Linked DNA regions of Homo sapiens: region 1 is linked to region 2. A link is an interaction called in ENCODE POLR2A ChIA-PET data of the cell type or tissue named here. Cell type or tissue: OCI-LY7. All regions are shown on one strand.

Region 1 (2,500 bases), 57 kb before region 2:
AGGATCATGAGGTCAAGACATCGAGACCATCCTGGCCAACATGGTGAAACCCCATCTCTACTAAAAATACAAAAATTAGCTGGGCGTGTTGGCACGTGCCTGTAGTCCCAGCTACTCAGGAGGCTGAGGCAGGAGAATCGCTTGAACCGTGGAGGCAGAGGTTGCAGTGAGCCGAGATCACGCCACTGCACTCCAGCCTGATGACAGAGCAAGACTTCGTCTCAAAAAAAAAAAAAAAAGAATAAACTCTGAGCATCTAACGTACAGCATGGTGATTATAGTTAATAATACCACATTTTTTACTTGAAATTTGCTAAGACTAGACTTTAAGTGTTCTCACCACACACACACACACACACACACACACACACACAATGGTAACTATGTGTGCTGATGTATGTGTTAATTAATTTGATTGTGATAATCATTTCACAAAGTATATGTATAAAAAAATCACTTTGTACACTTTGAATATATACAATTTTTATTTGTCAAGTATACCTCAATAAAACTAGAAAATATTAATTAATTAATTAGTTAATTAACTTAGGAAAACATTTTGGAATCTATTTGATTAGCTGAAAGCATTTTTAAATATTCCTTTATTTTTCTTTTTCTTTGAGACAGGGTCTCGCTCTGTCTCCCAGGCTGGAGTGCAGTGCTGCAATCACAACTCACTGCAGCCTCAACTTCCAGGGCTCGAGCAATCTTCCCACCTCAGCCTCTCCGGTAGCTGGGATCACAGGCACATGCCACCACGTCCAGCTAATTTTTGTATTTTTTGTAGAGACAGGGTTTCCACCACATTGCCCAGGCTGGTCTTGAAATCCTGGCCTCAAGCAATCTGTTCCCCGCAGTCTCCCAAACTGTTAGAATTACAGTTGTGAGCCACTGCACCCAGCCCTTATTTTTTCTTTTAAACTGTAGTTTAATATTCAGACTAGAACATTAATATCAACAAAGGCAGGCCAGATGTAGATATATAGACATATCCCTCTAAATTTTTCCCATGGAAATCAAAGGCAAAATATATGATACTTGTGGGTACCATGAGAGCTTCTGAAACACAATGGGAATGGAGAGGGAGGGGCGAGGCAAAGAGAAAATAATGCATAAAAAGAAGCAGACAAGATCTCCACTGTAATACTATTAATAAATAATATTGGGAGAATTCGGTTTAATGCTTCCCTCCACCCTCAACACACACAAATGCACATCACACGAATGAGAACTTTTGCAAAAACACTCAATATCACCCACAGAGTCCTTTCCCACACAGTCTAACAGAATCTATTTTTATATTCCATTGAGATTTGAAGCAAAGAATAGAGCCCCAGTAAAAAGAGGAAATAATTTCTGTGCTGTACCTGGGGTTTTCTCACTTCCTTAATTTAAAATAATCTTCCAACAAGTCCAAAAAGTCAGATCAATAGTCCAGTCTTCTATGCACAGGTATATATCACTGCAAACGTTTTGGAACTAAACTGAATCAGTTAAAAAGGTTCTCGGGAATTTGCCATCTTCTTAGAAAACTTATAATGGTATATTACAGTGCTGGAGGCTGAAAGAAACCTTCCAAATTATCTGGTCCAACCCCATCATTTTACAGATGAAGAACTTGGAAAATAAACTGGCTGATCCAACACACTGAAGACTCCAATTAAAACATCTGCTTAATTTTAAGGTGGCTGACAAATTTGGAGAGTGGGGTGGGAAATAAAACCTCCAAAACATATTTTAGTAGTAATTTTGATCAAGGGGCTTATTAAATGAAGAAAGAGTAAAGATTGTGATCTCAGTAGCACCCCATCCCAACATCTAGAAACCTGAAAGATTAAAAACTGCCAGAGTGAACGCACCGAATCTATGAGCAGGGGCAAAGGAAGAGAACGCAGGAGCTCTACCCTGAAGTCTGATGGCCTAAGCACCAAATACTGGCCTAATTTTATATCTAACTGATGGGTGTCCAGGAGCTGCCCTGATGTGATGGTGCCTCCATTTCCGGAGAAGTGGAGATTAGAGAAAATACTTCCCATGCGACAGAGGTACATGACCATTGACCTGACAACAGAAAGGTGGCTTAGACCCCTTGTTTGTACTCAGTGGTACCTGGACCAGCAGCATCAGCATCACCTGTGAGCTTGTTAGAAATGCAGAATCTGGCTGGGTGCGGTGGCTCACGCCTGTAATCCCAACACTTTGTGAGGCTGAGGCAGGCAGATCACTTGAGGTCAGGAGTTCAAGACCAGCCTGGCCAACATGGTGAAACCCCATCACTACTAAAAATACAAAAATCAGCCAGGCATGGTGGTGCATGCCTGTAATTCCATCTACTTGGGAGGCTGAGGCAGGAGAATTGCTCGAACCCAGGGAGGCAGAGGTAGCAGTGAGCCGAGATTGCGCCACTGTATTCCAGCCTGGGTGACAGAGCGAGACTCTATCTCAAAAAGAAAAAAAAAAGAAAAAAGAAAAAAAAAGAAATGCAGGATCTTGGCCCCAC
Region 2 (2,500 bases):
TCAAAACCACAATGAGATACTGTCTCATCCAGTTAGAATGGTGATTATAAAAAAGTCAGGAAACAATAGATGCTGACGAGGCTGTGGAGAAATACAAGCGCTTTTACACTGTTGGTGTAAGTGTAAATTAGTTCAACCATTGTGGAAAACAGTGTGGCTATTCCTCAAGGATATAGAACCAGAAATACCATTTGACCCAGCAATCCCATTATTGGTTATATACCCAAAGGATTATAAATCATTCTACTATAAAGACACATGCACACGTATGTTTATCGCAGCGTTATTCACAATAGCAAAGACTTGGAATCAACCCAAATGCCCATCAATGATAGACTGGCTAAAGAAAATATGGCACATATACACCATGGAATACTACACAGCCATAAAAAAGAATTAGTTCATGTCCTTTGCAGGGACATGGATGAAGCTGGAAGCCATCATTCTCAGCAAATTAACACAGGAACAGAAAATCAAACACCACATGTTCTCACTCATAAGTGGGAGTTGAACAATGAGAACACATGGACACAGGGAGGGAAACATCACACACTGGGGCCTGTCAGAGGGTTGGGGGCAAGCGGAGGGAGAGCATTAGGACAAATACCTAATGCATGCGGGGCTTAAAACCTAGATGACAGGTTGATAGGTCTAGCAAACCACCATGGCACACGTATACCTATGCAACAAACCTGCACGTCCTGCAAATTGTATTCCAGAACTTAAAAAAAAAAGAAAAAAAAAACTCCACCACCACCACCACCACCACAACAACAAAAACGAAATCTCAATGGTACACAGATAATTTTTAGTCATTTCCCCTTGGCCATAATTTAGAACCATATACACAACTAATTGCCAGGGAGGCTTGGAAACAGAGTCTTTAGCTGATTAGTCATGTGCCTGGTTAAAATTTGGAGGTTCTATTACCAAAGAAAAACAGAATGACTCTTGGGGGGATATTTGGCAATCTCTGCCACACGGACTATACACAATATTCTTCACTTTGCTTATTTCATGTGTCCCTCTAAGTAAATAGAGAACAAATCTGGCTTAATAGCTGCCTAATATTTCATTGTATAGTTATATCATAATGTATTCAGGCCAGGCATGGTGGCTAACACCTGTAATCCCAGCACTATGGGAGGCCAAGGTGGGTAGATCACTTGAGGCCAGGAGTTAAAGACCAGCCTGGCCGACATGGCAAAACCCCGTCTCTACTAAAAATACAAAAATTAACTGGGCATGGTGGCGCATGCCTGTAATTCCAGCTACTCGAGAGGCTGAGGCAGGAGAATTGTTTGAACCCAGGAGGCAGAGGTTGCAGTAAGCCGAGATGGCACCACTGCAGTCCAGCCTGAGTGACAGAGTGAGACTCCATCTCAAGTAAAAAAAAAAAAAAAAAGGAGTATGGTATTTTCCCAGGAATAAATTAAAAAATAAATGTACATTAAATTTTCAACTTTCAATTATATTCCACTACTCTAATATAGTAGCTATTTTTAGTTTTTGAAATCTTATCTTCCAGTCTTTATCTCTATAACCCAAAGGTCGGCCTCCTGGTGATCCTAAATTCTCCAGCTCTCTAGGGATATTTGTTTTGTTTGATTTTGTTTCCCCCCCTCTCTCTCCCAAGGCTCTCTCTTGCACTTCTGACTCATGGTGTTCTTAGAACATTCTCTTGGGCCATCTCTTCTCTTGAAGTCTCTAGCCTCCTGTCCTTTTGCCCACCTTTCTTTCTCTGATCTCACCCTTCATCTCCACCATCTTCTCCCCATTTCTGCCCACCTCTGCTTGCTCCAGGAAATTAAAAACGTGTCTGTCTTTATTTTGAAGAGCAATGCTGTGTTACTTATCTCACTCTAACCCAGGCCAGATTGCTACAATACTCTAGACTGCTACAAACATGAGGGTCTTTGAAGTATTCAGCACAATTAAGAGAGCTCACTTTCTGAGGATTTCTGCCTCTAGCTTTTCAAAGGAACAACACGTTTTTCTCCCTGCTCCATATGTATAAATCTCACATAATTGTAATCACAGTTTATGTACATACATATTTGTGCTCTACTCTTTTTCATTTGGTGTTGTTTCATAAGTAGTTTCCTCGTTGTGAATCTTATCTTGTAAAATTGTATAATTCTGGCTGGGCATGGTGCCACACACCTGTAATCCCAGCTACTTGGGAGGCTGAGGCAGGAGAATCGCTTGAACCTGGGAGGTGGAGGTTGCAGCAAGCCAAGATCATGCCACTGCACTTCAGCCTGGGCAAAAAAGTGAGACTCTGTCTCAAAAAAAAAAAATTGTATAATTCAGTCCTGTAAAGGTGACTTAATTCACTTAATCATTTCTCTAGTGTTGCGCATTTAAGATATTTCTACTTTTGTTGGGGAAAATTTGTTGTAAAATATTTTTAAACAACTAAAATCTCTTTCTATCAATTATGTTCTGCTGGGCGCGGTGGCTTACGCCTATAACCCCAGCACTTTGGGAGGCCGAGGCG

What was found. ChIA-PET counts read pairs that join two places held together with the same protein. Peaks named below come from ENCODE experiments on the same cell type or tissue, not always from the same donor. Only the 100,000 strongest peaks of a DNase experiment are listed, where the experiment ranks them.
Region 1: POLR2A ChIA-PET joins it to region 2 with 11 read pairs; 2 of 35 experiments call an interaction of 5 or more read pairs at or near these places.

The regions. Positions count from the first base shown.
Region 1 is chr10:96,702,275-96,704,774 of GRCh38, forward strand. The region is part of intron 2 of PIK3AP1 (phosphoinositide-3-kinase adaptor protein 1); the gene reads right to left. Among named protein-coding and RNA genes, the nearest start is that of PIK3AP1, 17 kb to the right of the region's middle. In OCI-LY7, no CTCF peak of the experiment used is centred here; a DNase peak (open chromatin) is centred at 1,347; H3K4me3 peaks cover 2,358 bases; H3K27ac peaks cover 2,500 bases.
Region 2 is chr10:96,759,657-96,762,156 of GRCh38, forward strand. No RefSeq gene overlaps it. Among named protein-coding and RNA genes, the nearest start is that of PIK3AP1, 40 kb to the left of the region's middle. In OCI-LY7, no CTCF peak of the experiment used is centred here; no DNase peak of the experiment used is centred here; H3K27ac peaks cover 115 bases.